Regions from separate parts of the Homo sapiens genome. Here all the other regions are linked to region 2. A link is a contact called in ENCODE Hi-C or POLR2A ChIA-PET data. All regions are on one chromosome and are shown on one strand. Each heading gives the region's core, a stretch centred on a gene start or an enhancer-like site at or near the end of the contact. The rest is flanking DNA. Distances are from core to core; before and after follow the strand shown.

Evidence for each region. A loop is a pair of places that touch in the nucleus more often than their neighbours do. ChIA-PET counts read pairs that join two places held with the same protein, here RNA polymerase II (POLR2A). Pooled maps may share reads with other maps.
Region 1: a loop to region 2 is called in a pooled map, with 3 times the contacts of the local background. The contact joins two enhancer-like sites. A Hi-C loop is called at or near these places in 2 of 37 single-sample maps with no recorded cell type and 2 of 50 pooled maps. POLR2A ChIA-PET finds 5 or more read pairs at or near these places in 2 of 52 experiments (HCT116 and activated B cell).
Region 3: a loop to region 2 is called in a pooled map, with 2.0 times the contacts of the local background. The contact joins the promoter of MDS2 here to the enhancer-like site in region 2. A Hi-C loop is called at or near these places in 1 of 168 maps with a recorded cell type or tissue (B cell), 4 of 37 single-sample maps with no recorded cell type and 3 of 50 pooled maps. POLR2A ChIA-PET finds 5 or more read pairs at or near these places in 5 of 52 experiments (B cell, MCF 10A, activated B cell and 2 more).

What each region holds. Positions count from the first base shown.
Region 1 is chr1:23,590,775-23,595,604 of GRCh38, reverse strand. No RefSeq gene overlaps it. Among named protein-coding and RNA genes, the nearest start is that of ID3, 34 kb to the right of the region's middle. RefSeq lists enhancers at 215-404, 1,363-2,133, 2,134-2,905, 2,629-2,908, 2,162-3,361. Within about 2 kb of position 2,549, at least 12 of the 41 ENCODE cell types and tissues checked have a DNase peak (open chromatin) inside an H3K27ac peak, as active enhancers do.
Region 2 is chr1:23,719,021-23,723,697 of GRCh38, reverse strand. No RefSeq gene overlaps it. Among named protein-coding and RNA genes, the nearest start is that of ELOA, 22 kb to the left of the region's middle. Within about 2 kb of position 2,962, at least 5 of the 41 ENCODE cell types and tissues checked have a DNase peak (open chromatin) inside an H3K27ac peak, as active enhancers do; they include B cell, where a contact is called at or near this core.
Region 3 is chr1:23,625,190-23,629,970 of GRCh38, reverse strand. MDS2 (myelodysplastic syndrome 2 translocation associated) reads right to left here and starts at 2,637. Exons shown (of 6, transcript NR_167910.1): 1 at 2,434-2,637; 2 at 1,973-2,190; 3 at 1,374-1,464; 4 at 414-490. RefSeq lists an enhancer at 4,064-4,183.

The DNA of each region.
Region 1 (4,830 bases), core at 1,300-3,799, 130 kb after region 2:
CCAGGCGCGGTGGCTCACGCTTGTAATCCCAGCACTTTGGGAGGCCGAGGCGGGTGGAACACGAGGTCAGGAGATCGAGACCATCCTGGCTAACATGGTGAAACCCTGTCTCTGCTAAAAATACAAAAAATTAGCCAGGCGCAGTGGCGGGCGCCTGTAGTCCCAGCTATTCGGGAGGCTGAGGCAGGAGAATGGTGTGAACCCGGGAGGCGGAGCTTGCAGTGAGCCGAGATCTCGCCACTGCACTCCAGCCTGGGTGACAGAGCGAGACTCCATCTCAAAAAAAAAAAGAAAACGAAAGTTCCCTGCGAAAGGCCCTAAGTGTAGCAGGAAAGGCCTGGGAGCAGGAGGCCCCAAGTTCAAGTTTTGTCTCCTTGACTTTGCAGTTGAGCGCTGCTGGGCCTGTTTCTGCATTAATAAAATGAGGAACAAGGCCTGCTTCACAGCGTGCCCTGAGGACAGACCAGGATGAGAGGTGCATAAGGGCAGGGTTGGGGGAGGGCAGCCTACGGGAAGCAGTGTGGCGAGCCTTGATCTTGGGGCCAGCCATGCATGGTTCACCTGCCTGCTTGCTCATTAGCTGTGTGCATTGGGCACATCTTCTTTGCCTGCAGAGGCCCCAGGCTCATCCCTGTGGCTTGCTGGGGCCAGGGCCAGGGTGTACTTGACTGACTACCTTCATGGACTCAAGACACATCTGGGACACACCAGGATCTTCCATGTTCTGCTTCTTACTGAGGAGTCAGCTCACAGGGTCTGGCCAAGGTTACCTGCCTCAGCCAGAGTATGCTGAGCCAGAAGGACCCTTGGGCCACGGGATCCAAGCCCTTCATTTTACAGATGTGAGGCTCAGCCCAGAGAAGCTGAAGGACTTGTCCCAGGACTCTCAGCCAGTTGGCTTCAAAGTCAGTTCCAGAGCCCACGTCTCTTCACTGCCAGCCCAAGATCTTTCCATTCACCCAGCCATGAGGGCTGGTCCTTGTTGATCCATTTGAAGCCTGTTCCTATTCCATGATATAGTTGCCTTCAGGTACCAGATACTGGACTGGGTGCTTTGCACAACATGCCTCTTTTAATCCTCACCACGGCCTCTACAGTCACCATTTCTGTTTCATAAATAAACTGAGGCTCAGAGAGGGTGTGTGATTTGTCCAAGGTCACACAGTAAAGTAAAAATAGGTCCAGGATTCAAGTTCATACCTTCCTGTCTCAGAAGCCTCTACTTACTATTGTCCTGACCCAAGGGGAGCTCACCATCCAGAGAGGGGCAAATATGGCAATACATACTTGCAACAAAATGTGATCAATGTTATTATAGATATAGTCTCAGGCACAGTAGACAGTTTCCTGAGGTTGCCCCACTTACACCTCACAACAGTCCTTAATATAAAGTACACATTGTTATCCCCATTTCACTGATGAGCAAACTGAGGCTCAGAGAGGCAAATTCCCCTATCCGGGGTCATATAAACCCTGTCTATCTCTCTGTCTGTCTGTCTGTCTGCAGAGCTCATAGTCTGTTCTCATGAACAAATCCTGCTCCTCTAAAGTCCTGAACAAACATTGCTTCATTCAGTCAACGTGCATTTCTTGCATCCCTATTATGTGCCAAGCCCTGTCTTAGATATTCTTGGAGGTAGAGATGAATAGAACATGGCCTCTGCCCCCACCTCCAGCCAGCAAAGAGGTAGATTGGGGGACCTTGGGTCTCTACCCTGTGTCCTCTATGTGACACTGATGGAGGACCCTTGGGCACTGGCCCAGCCTTCCCCCTTCAAAATGCCCATGGGAAAGGCCGAGGGAGGGAGGCTGAGACAGCTTCAGGCCCCCGGGGCTGCCTTGTCCTCTCAGCCTGGCTCTGACTCACCACCCACACCTGGCAGTGGCCTCAGGCAGCTACGCTGGAAATAGATGGGGAGGGAGGGGACGTGACACCTGCACTCTTGGCTGCCATTCCCACCCTCCCTGCCAGGAAGCAGGGAAACATCAGCTAACAGAGCCCACCTGAAACTGCTGGGCTTGGGAATGCTCCTGGGAGTTGAAGCCCCCAGCCGACTGGAAAGGCTATCCCAAGAGCCATGAGGATTACAATAAAAATCACGATGATGTCTCGCTTTTCACAGTGCTTGGTGGTTCTTGAGCACTTGTTCTATGCCAGGCCCTGGTCCAAGTAAGTGCTTTGCATGTCTTAATTATCTTGCTGAAGTCTCACGGCTCCTCAGGAAGTTATACTGTGATTAAGCCCATTTTACAGATGAGAAACTTGAGATTCAGAGAAGCCAAATAACTTGCCTAAGGCCATGTATTAGGCAACGTGCGCCCATCCCAAGCTTCTCACCCAATCCCAGCTCACATGGCTCATTCCAGTTCACAGGTGTTAGCTGTGTTCCCATCTGCCCTGCCCAATCACCTTCCCTCTTTGACAAGGCAAGCTCACCCTTCTTACAACTCTGGGAAGCAGAAATCAAACTATTACCCTTCTCTTTCCTCCCTACCTATCTCAACCCCACCCAGCCTTCAGCCCAAGTCTGATCATGTTGCCTCCCTGTCTAAAACCTCTCCACTGCCCTTAAGGTAGTGTATTCAGCTGGGCATGGTGGCTCATGCCTGTAATTTCAGCACTCTGGGAGACTGAGGTGGGAGCATCACTTGAGGCCAGGAGTTGGATACCAGCCTAGATAACATAGTGAGGCCCCCATCTCTATAAAAATAATAAAATGATTAAAAAGATAAAATATATTCAGAGCCCTTCAAGAACTGGGCCCTGTCACTTTTCCAGCCTCATCACTCACCAGTCTCTGCCTGGGCAAGTCAGGACACCTCCCAGTCCTTGTTTTTCTGGTGGGGACGATGACACTTCCTCACAGTGAGGAGGATGGAGGGGGCAGATGTATGTGAAGTTCTTAGCAGGGCACTCACCATCTGTTTGGTGTTCAGTAAACCTTCATGTCCTGCTACTAGCTCTGAGCCAGAGGCTGGGGCAGAGTTAGTGATGTGTGAAACAGTCTATTCTCAGCCAGGCTGGGATCAAGGGCTTCATGGTGGGCCGGCCAAGAGCTATCAGTGTTACTGGAATTCATTATTTCAAGAAATGCTGAAAAGCTTCAGAGCAGCAGTAACAAACTAGAAAAAAAAAAAAGGCAAAGGAAACAAACTTTCACAACAGGCTTTTAAAAAAAATCTTTACCACAATGTAGAAGGTAGATATACCCACTCTACAGAAAGGAAAACTGAGGTCAAAAGGGTGACAATAGACGAAAGGTGTCAGGGACAAGGCCGGATCTGGAACCAGCTGTCAGGCTCCAAAGCCCATGTTCCTTCCTCTCCTGCACCCAGCCTCCCCAAGCCTGGAGGGTGGAAAGTGTTTGCTTAGGAGAGGAGGTACTAGTATATTGGGGAACGGGGGAAGAGGAGGATGAAGAGCTTGAATGGGGGCCCAGAGACAGGAACACAAGGCAGATGTGGGTGCAAGGGAGTGGAGATCAATAGCTGGGGTGAGGTCATCTATGACAAACAGAGATGCCTGGATTTGATCCTCTGAGACCTTTGAGCCCAAATCCTTCCTCCCCCTCCACTCCCCTTTCCAGATGGGGAAACCGAGGACCTGTGCCTTGCCCAGGCCTCCATAATGCCGAGGACAGTGAATGGCTGGAGGAGGCCTGAGGGACGAAAGGAGGAGGTCCCGGGTGGGCAGCAGCTGCCACCTCTCTCTGCCCGCCCTATGCCTCTCAGAACAGTGCCCCCACCCCCAGGCTTGGCCTGGTCGCCTGACTTACAGGTGGGAGTGACTCAGGCTGGGGGCCTGCCCTGGTAGCGCTGGCCCCTGGGCCACAACCGAGCTCTGGGCCTCTCAGCTGTGATGTCAGCGGGCTCTTCCTTCCTCCCGCATCTGCTTGAAAAGGTCACCTATTTTAAACTCTTTCTCACCCCACCCTGCCCTTCCCCCAAAAGAGGACGAGTTTTTCTAACCTGTGTCAACAGCTCAGTTCAATATCCAAACATCTGTCCCTCCTGGTGCCCATCACCAGCCCTCCACCATCAGAAAGCCGCAGCCCTGTCAGGCTCTTCCAGGCTGCAGAAACCCACCCTAGCAGCTGTTAGCTTCACAGACTCCTGAGCATCTGCTGAGGGCCGGACACGGCCCTAGGTGCGCAGGGATAGATCCCTGCCTTCTTAGAGCTTACATTTTAATAGAGGCAAACAGACAACAAACAAGCCAACCGGTACTGTACCAAGATCATCTCTAGGGGTGGCCAGTGCCCTAAAGAAAGTAAAACAGGACAAGAAGATAGTGACCAAGTGGCTAATTGAGTGAGTGGTCAAAGAAGGCTTCCTAAGGAGGTGACAAAGATGTGGGGAAGACATTTCAAGGCGAAGGAAAGGCAAGTGCAAAGGCGTTGAGGTTGGCCGGGCGCAGTGGCTCACGCCTGTAATCCCAGCACTTTGGGAGGCCGAGACGGGCGGATCACCTGAAGTCAGGAGTTCGAGACCAGCCTGGCCAACGTGGTGAAACCCCATCTCTACTAAAAATACAAAACTTAGCCGGGTGTGGTGGCACATGCCTGTAATCCCAGCTACTCAGGAGGCTGAGGCAGGAGAATTGCTTGAACCCGGGAGGCGGAGGTTGCAGTGAGGTGAGACCTCCCCACTGCACTCCAGCCTGGGCGACAAGAGTGAAACTCCATCTCAAAAACAAACAAAACAAAACAAACAAACAAAGGCATTGAGGTGGGAAGGGAAAGGTATGTTAGAGCAGTGGTTCTCATAGTAGGGTCCCCCAGCCAGCAGCATCAGCATCACTGGGACCTTGCTAGAAATGTCCACTTTTGG
Region 2 (4,677 bases), core at 1,713-4,212:
AGCTGGGCATGGTGGTGGGCAGCTGTAATCCCAGCTACTCAGGAGGCTGAGGAAGGGGAATAGCTTGAACCCAGGAGGCAGAGGTTGCAGTGAGCCGAGATCACACCACTGCACTCCAGCCTGGGTGACAGAGCGAGAATCCGTCTAAAAAAAAAAAAAAAAACCAAAAAAGCCCAAAAAGAGATCAGACAGCTGTTTATAGAGGCCGGTTAGAACTTTACTCAGCAAGAGGCAGGGCGCGGTGGCTCACGCCTGTAATCCCAACACTTTGGGAGGCCGAGGCGGGTGGATCACGAGGTCAGGAGATGGAGACCATCCTGGCTAATGTGGTGAAACCCCGTCTCTACTAAAAATACAAAAAAAATTAGCTGGGCATGGTGGTGGGCGCCTGTAGTCCCAGCTATTCGGGAGGCTGAGGCAGGAGACTGGCGTGAATCTGGGAGGCGGAGCTTGCAGTGAGCCGAGATGGCGCCACTGCACTCCAGCCTGGGCGACAGAGCGAGACTCTGTCTCAAAAAAAAAAAAAAAAAGAACTTTACTCAGCAAGGAAACCCTCCCTAAACCTGTTTCTGCCCCTACTTCCCACTCCAGCAAAGGGCACCATTATTTGCCAAGTGGCTCAAGTCTGAAGTCAAGGGGCTATCCTGGACTCTGACATACCTACCCATCCACCTCCATTCACCAGATCCTACTGATGTTATCTTCCAACTCCCTCAAAACCTATTTGCTTCTTCCATCTCATTCTCTCTAACGTGGATTAAGCTGCAACTGCCTCTCCACAACTGCCCTCTGCACCCTGTTCCACCCATCTCCTGCAGAGCTGTCAATTCAAATTGACTCTGATATGCAAATCTGATTTCGAGTAAAACCCTTCAGTGCTCCCCTGTGGCCTGCAGCCCTGGTACTCTCAACCCTGGCTACACATTACAGTCACTTGGGGAGCTTTAAAACTGATCCCAACACGAAGTCCCCATATCTTAAGAGACTCAGACCAAATGTTTTTAGTTCTTTTTTTTTTTTTTTTTGAGATGGAGTTTTGCTCTTGTTGCCCAGGATGGAGTGCAATGGCACGATCTCAGCCCACCGCAACCTCCACCTCCCGGGTCCAAGCGATTCTCCTGCCTCAGCCTGCCGAGTAGCTGGGATTACAGGCACGTGCCACCATGCTCGGCTAATTTTGTATTTTCAGTAGAGACAGGATTTCTCCATATTGGTCAGGCTGGTCTCGAACTCCTTACCTCAGGTGATCTGCCCACCTTAGCCTCCTAAAGTGTATTACAGGCATGAGCCACTGCGCCCAGCATTTTTTTTTTTTTAAGACAGAGTCTTGCTCTGTCACCCAGGCTAGAGTGCAGTGGCACGATCTCAGCTCACTGCAACCTCCGCATCCCAGGTTCAAGCGATTCTTGTGCCTCAGCCTCTTGAGTAGCTGGGATTACAGGCGCCCGCCACTGCGCCCGGCTAATTTTTGTATTTTTAGTAGAGATGGGGTTTCACCATCTTGGCCAGGCTGGCCTCGAACCCCTGACCTCGTGATCCACCTGCCTCAGCCTCCCAAAGTGCTGGGATTACAGGAGTGAGCCACCACGCCCAGCCCATGTCATTCTTTTTCTTTTTTGAGACAAGGTCTTGCTGCCACTTAGGCTGCAGTGCAGTGGTGTGATCACAGCTCACTGCAGCCTCAACCTCCCACCTACCTCCCAAGTAGCTGGGACTACAGGTGCATGCCACCATGCCCACCTTATTTTTTTATTTTTTGTAGAGATGGGGTTTCACTATGTTGCTCAGGCTGGTCTCGAACTCCTGGGCTCAAGCAATCTGCCTGCCTCAGCCTCTCAAAGTGCTGGGATTACAGGCATGAGCCACAGTGCCTAGCCTGTCATTCATCATTCTTTTTTTTTTTTTTTTTTTTTTTGAGATGGAGTCTCGCTTTGTCACCCAGGCTGGATAGCAGTGGTGCAATCTCAGCTCACAGTAACCTCTGCCTCCTGGGTTCAAGCGATTCTCCTGCCTTAGCCTCCCGAGTAGCTGGGATTATAGGCACACACCACCACGCCCAGCTAATTTTTGTATTTTTAGTAGAGACATCGTTTCACCATGTTGGCCAGGCTGGTCTCGAACTCCTGAACTCAAGTGATCTGCCCACCTCGGCCTCCCAAAGTGCTGAGATTACAGGTGTAAGCCACCGTGCCTGGCCCTGTCATTCATTCTTTCAGCAAAAATTTACTAAGCATCTACTATGTGCCACGTGCCTTGCTTGCACTGATGTGCCTGGTACATAGGCACAGTATGAACAGTAACATTTAGGCCCCTCATAAAGCCTACAGCCTGTTAGGGTCAATGAGGCTCTTAGTGTTTTTTGGGTTTTTTTTTTTTTTTTTTTTTTTTTGAGATAGAGTCTCTTGCCCAGGCTGGAGTGCAGTGGCACAATCTCGGCTCACTGCAACTTCCACCTCCCAGGTTCAAGCGATTCTCCTGTCTCAGCCTCCCGAGTAGCTGGAATTACAGATGTGTGCCACCATGCCTGGCTAATTTTTTTTCTATTTTTAGGAGAGATGGGGTTTCACCATGTTGGCCAGGCTGGTCTCGAACTCCTGACCTCAGGTGATCCACCTGCCTTGGCCTCCCAAAGTGCTGGGATTACAGGCATGAGCCACCATTCCTGGGCTGAGGCTCTTAGTGTTTTTTTTGTTTGTTTGCTTTTTTTTTTTTTTTTTTTTTTTTTTTGTGGCTCTTAGTGTTTTAAGCCTTACTTCTGGCCCCTCTCACCTCTTACTCTTTGTTCTAGTCATCATGACAGAGTTGGGATTTCCCAAACTTGCCCCATTGCAGCCTCAGGGTCTATAAATATGCCAACCCAAAATTCCAGCCCTCAGCCTCCTGGCCTCATTAAGACTCAGTTTGAGAATCACTTCCTCTGAGCAGCCTGTACCTAACCCCACCCCAGATCTGCCCCAGATTATCGTGCACCCATCACTGGAGGAGTCTCTCGTGTGGTCGTCACTGTCCATTTCTTTGTGTGATGTCCTCACTAGACTGTGAGCTCCTTGCAAGCAGGGACTGTGACTAAACCATCTCTGTATCCCTGCTGGGGGCACTAACTAGCTGGTGAACCCATAAGTACGTGGACTTGAACGGCCCAGTGGAGGGTCTGTATGAGAGGTATCCGCATAGGGCAATACACGGTGTGAGAGAAGAACTGCAGCTTCAGAAGGGCTAGGAGGCCAGGTTCTCAGCAGGAGTTTCCAGAGCACATAGCCTGTAACCACCAGGAAACAGGCAGAGATACAGAGCCTCGAAGCTGAGAAAGACAGTGCCTTACTTCTCCTTGAAGAGGGGCCTTGTGTGGTGAAAGTAACACATCTGTGTTCTAATTTGACTCCTCACCGGCTATGTGACTTTGGGTTAGACGGACCTCTAATATTTGCATGGCTGATGGCAAAAGTGTATACAGAGGCCCACATACCATTTATCTAAATATTTAAAAGTTAAAAACTAACAAACCATTAAATACAGTTTTTACTCTATCCTATCCTATTCTGTTCTCTTACTTCGATGAATATACCTTCATAATGACCTGGGGCTAGGTTTAAATTTAACATTCTCAGATTCCTAAGAGTTCTTGGGGATGTGGTGGCACAAGGAGAACTAGCCCCTAACCTACATGCTGTTCTTCCCACCTGCATTAGGCAGAATAATGTCCCCTCCCCACCCCAGGTGTCCACACCCTGATCCCAGGAACCTGTGAATATGTTATCTTACATGGCAAGGGGGAATTAAAATTGCTAATCAGGCCAAGCATGGTGGCTCACACCTGTAATCCCAGCACTTTGGGAGGCCGAGGCAGGAGGATCACTTGAACTCAGAGGTTTGAGACCAGCCTGGGCAACATTGCAAGACCTCATTTCAATTTATATTACAAATTTATTTATTTTAATACAATAAAAATTGCTAATCAGCTGACCTCAAGATAGGGAGATTATCCTGGATTATTGAGGTAGCCCAAAATAATCACAAGGGTGCTTCTAAGTGAAAGCGAGAAGCATGAGTCAGAGTCAGAGAAGATGTGATGACAGAGGCAAAGGCTGGAGTGATGGGATTGCTGGCTTTGAAGGTGGCCACCAGCCAAGGAACACAGGTGGCCTCTAGAAGCTGGAAAAGGCAAGCAAACAGATTCTCCCTGGAGCCTCAGGAAGGACACAGCCATGGCTATACCTTGATTATAGCCCAGTGAGACCCATTTTGGACCTCTGGCCTCCATAAATGTCAGATAGTAAGTTTGCGGTAATTTTTTTACAGCAGAAATAGGAAATGAATACACTGCCTTAGTCTCTGTCCTGCACCACAGGGCCTCACGTTCAGCCCAGGGGTCACACCAGCTCCTAAGTGCAAAGTCACACTCACAGACAGATGCCCCTTGGCCACCCCTTGGGCCTAGGGGTACACACACCAGTGTTCTGGGGAGGAGGGACCCAGGGAAGAGGCTCTGGAAAACAGCAGGGAAATCTGGGGTTGTGACATGTGTAGCATGGTCTAGAAAGGGGTATGGGCTTAGGGTTGGCACAGCTCCTAGGCTGCACGGCCTCCTCACCTGCTCACTTGGGGTAAATGGCTTCACCTCCCTGAGCCTCATCTGTAAAATCAACCATGTGGATCATTATTGAGCACATCATCTGA
Region 3 (4,781 bases), core at 1,388-3,887, 93 kb after region 2:
GATCACGGTTCACTGTAGCCTTGACCTCCTGAGCTCAAGCCATCCTCCCACTTCAGCCACCTGCATAGCTGGGACCACAGGCACGTGCCACCATGCAGGGCTACTTTTTAAAATTTTTTTGTAGAGCCAGGGTCTCACCATGTTGCCCAGGTTGGTTTTGAAGTCCTGTGTTCCAGCAATCCACCCACCTCAGCCTCCCAAAGTACTGGGATTATAGGCATCAGCCATCGCACCCAGCCCTCACCAATATTATTATTATTATTATTATTATTATTATTATTATTATTATTATTATTATTTTAAGACAGGGTCTCACTGTGTTACTCAGGCTGGAGTGCAGTGGACACCAACAAATAGCTTCCCAGTTATGCAAACGCTTTCATCTACTTAACGTATATTGATTCAACACCTACCATGAGCCAGGCACTCTTCAGGATAATATAGCAGAGGATGGCACAAAGTCTCTGCTGATGATGAGGACTACAACATTCTAGTGGGAGAGACATACAGTAAACAAAGGTCAGTTCTACAGTGATGAATGCCATGAAGAAACGACAAGCAGGAGAGAGGGCTAGACAGTGGGAGAGGTGAGAGAGGATTAGGGTGCTATTGTATGTATAACAGGATGGCCAGAGAAACTTGCCTAGTGATGAGCGGAAGTGAGCCCTGTCATGGATAAATGGGCAGGGGCAGTTACCTTCTCTAGGCAGAGGGAATACAAGGGCGAAGACCGGGAGGCGTGATTGTGCTTGGCTGCTCGAAGAACAGCAAGGAGGCCAGTGGGGCTGGGGCAAGGGAGGGAAAAGCAACAGGAGGTAAGGTGGGGAGGGGTGTGCACAGCTCAGGTAGGACTTTCTAGGCCACAGAACGGTGTTAAGATTTTCTCTGAGTGAGAGGGGAGCCACTGGGGCATTTGAACAGAGGAAGGAAGTAATTTGACTCATGTTTTAAAAAGATCACATTGGCTGGGTGCGGTGGCTCATGCTTGTAATCCCAGCACTTTGGGAGGCCGAGGTGGGCAGATCATCTGAGGTCAGGAGTTCGAGACCAGCCTGGCCAACATGGTGAAACCCCGTCTCTACTAAAAACACAAAAATTAGCCGGGCGTGGTGGTGGGGGCCTGTAATCCTAGCTACTGGGGAGGCTAAGGCATGAGAATCACTTGAACCCGGGAGGTGAAGGTTGCAGTGAGCCGAGATTGCACCACTGTACTCCAGCCTGGGGGATAGAGCGAGACTTTGCCTCCAAAATAATAATAATAATAATAATAATAAATGAATAAATGAAAAGATCACATTGGTTATTCTATGGGGTATAAAGGCAGCAGGGAGTGCTAGGATGAAAGCAGGGATGCCCAGCACGGTGGCTCACACCTGTAATCCCAGCACTTTGGGAGGTCGAGACAGGCGGATCACGAGGTCAGGAGATCGAGACCATCCTGGCTAACACGGTGAAATCCCGTCTCTGTTAAAAATAAAAATAAAAAAAATTAGCCAGGCGTGGTGGTGGGCGCCTGTAGTCCCAGCTACTCGGGAGGCTGAGGCAGGAGAATGGTGTGAACCCAGGAGGCGGAGCTTGGAGCGAGCTGCCCTCCAGCCTGGGCAACAGAGCGAGACTCCGTCTAAAAAAAAAAAATTGGCCGGGCGCGGTGGCTCACGCCTGTAATCCAGCACTTTGGGAGGCCGAGGTGGGCGGATCACGAGGTCAGGAGATCGAGACCATCCTGGCTAACACGGTGAAACCCCGTCTCTACTAAAAATACAAAAAATTAGCCGGGCGAGGTGGCGGGCGCCTGTATTCCCAGCTACGCGGGAGGCTGAGGCAAGAGAATGTCGTGAACCCGGGAGGCGGAGCTTGCAGTGAGAGGAGATGGCGCCACGGCACTCCAGCCTGGGCGACAGCAAGACTCCGTCTCAAAAAAAAAAAAAAAAAAAAAGAAAGAAAGCAGGGAACGTCACTGAGAGGCTCTTACACAACTCCAGGCAAGAAACAGTGGTGCCTCGGACACAGGTAGTAACGGTGGAGACGGTGAGATTGCGGAAGCTTTGGAAGGTGGAGCTCATGCTATTCCTGATGGGTCAGTTTGGGGTGTAGAGATGGGACAGTTGAGTTTGTCAGCGGGAGGTCATCGATGACCTTGACAAGAGCAGTTTCAGTGGAGCGATGGGGGTGAAAGCCCCACAGAGAGAGCTGGAGAGAGAAAAGGAAGGAGGGATGAAGATGGTCAATTCAGAAAACACTGAGATGTTTTCCTGGAAGGGGGAGCAAAGAAATATGACGGTGTGGGTGTGGGGGTGTGTGTGCATGGGCTTGTGCATGTGTGTGTGTGTGTGTACAATTGGAAGAACTGCAGCCGATTGTGTGGTGATGTGAATGAGCCAGCAGAAGAGGGGGACCCCTGGAGCTGTGGGAGAGACGCAAGGAATTGCTCACTGTTGTCCTGGAGGAGGTGAGAGAGGATGAAGGGCAGTGTCCCAGTGGAGGGCGTAGAATTCAAGTTCCACAAGGCGTCCAGGTAACAGGCACGGATACAGGCGGGAGTGAAGGGAGAGGTGGAGTCTGAGGAAGTTTCCTTCTGATTGCTTCTGTTTCCCAGTGAAACAGAAAGCAAGGTCTCCAGCAGCTGACAGCTAGTACAGCAGGTTCTTTTTTTCTCAGGTGTTATAGATAGCTGCGCCTTCCGCTCACCACAGGTGAAATGGTTGGCTTGTATCTGGGGCCACACCACATAAAAACCATTTGAACAGCAGGATCACACTCAGCATGATGAGAGCCCACATGAGGCTGGAAGTGCAGGAACTTGGACCGGCGGGGGGAACCTGGCAGGTCACATTCCCTCTCAAGGGGTGAGTGCTCACCAAGTGGAATTGGAGTGTGACTCTGTAGCAGTGATTCATGCACAACGTGCTCTCTCTCTCTCTCCCCTCCCTTTACACGCGTGTTTAAATGTGTGTAAATTAGGCTGGGTGCAGTGGCTCACGCCCGTAATCCCAGCACTTTGGGAGGCCAAGGTGGGCAGATCACTTGAGGCCGGGAGTTCGAGACCAGCCTGGGCAACCTGGTGAAACACCGTCTCTGTGAAAAATACAAAAATTAGCCGGGCGTGGTGGTGCACATCTATAACCGCAGCTACTTGGGAGGCTGAGGCATGAGAATCACTTGAGCCCAGGAGGTGGAGGTTGCAGTGAGCCGAGATCACGCCATTGCACCCCAGCCTGGGTGACAGAGCAAGACCCTGTCTCAAAGAGAAAAAAAAAATGTGTGTAAGTTAAATGCACCATGATGAAGACTCCACTATAAATGGTGCCGCTGGAACCTCGGGCCTCCTGACTCCACATCAGTTTTGTCTCTACTATAATACTCCATCTCTCATCACACATCACTAGGGAGCACCAAAATTGCAGGGAAGAGGGTAACCCAGGCTGAAAGGAGGAAGAGAGCACTTAAACTAGAAAATTCTAGAACATCAGACCTCGATGGACCTTCACAGATCATTTGGTCCAACACCCTTATTTGACAGACATGGAAAATGTCATTCACTGACTCCCCCAATATCACACAACAGAATCCTCATCATCCCCATCATCATCCCCATCATCATCATCCCCATCATCATCATCACCATCACCATCATCCCCATCATCATCATCCCCATCACCATCATCCCCATCACCATCATCCCCACCATCATCATCCCCATCATCACCATCATCCCCATCATCATCATCCCCATCACCATCATCCCCATCACCATCATCCCCACCATCATCATCCCCATCATCATCATCACCATCATCATCATCCCCATCATCATCACCATCACCACCATCATCATCATCCCCAACATCACCATCATCATCATCCCCATCATCATCACCATCACCATCACCATCATCATCATCCCCATCACCATCATCACCATCACCATCAACATCACCATCATCACCATCACCATCATCCCCATCATCACCATCATCATCACCATCACCATCATCCCTATCATTATCATCCTCCTCCTGATCACCATAATTGTCATCTGCATGGAAGCTAGCCTATATTGATTACTCCCTGCTGCCAAGCTGTGTCCCATTTCATCATCAAAGCCTCTTGAGGTGGCCACTCTCATTATTTTCATTTTACAGGTGGTGAAACATCACAGAGCAGGTAAGGTATAAACTGGGAGACCCTCCTCCCACCCACTCTGTGAAAACCTTTACTAGAGATCTCGCATTGGGCCACTAACCCTAAGATAGGAGGCAGAAGGGGGCTCCCCTTGAAACTCGAAAGAAGTAAATTTAAGACCAGTAAAGGGAAGTTTTGCTTCACACAGAGGGGGTACTGGCTAAAAATACTAGTGGCTTCAAGAAGTATTTAGATCAGTTCATAGATAGTTGATCACAAGGCAGTCAGAGTGATCTTTTAAAGACATAAATTAGGCTGAGCATGGTGGCTCACGCCTGTAATTCCAACACTTTGGGAGGCCAAGGCAGGCGGATCACTTGAGGTCAGGAGTTTGAGACCAGCCCAGCCAACATGGCAAAACCCTGCCTCTACTAAAAAAAAAAAAAAAATTTCCTTGTTGTGGTGGTGGGCACCTGTAATCCCAGCTACTCTGGAGGCTGAGGCATGAGAATCACTTGAACCTGGGAGACAGAGGTTGCAGTAAGCCGAGATCACACCACTGCACTCCAGCCTGGGTGACAGAGCAAGACTCTTGTTTCAATAAAATAAAATAAAGACATATATCAGATCACAACACTCTGCTGTCCAAAACCACCCAC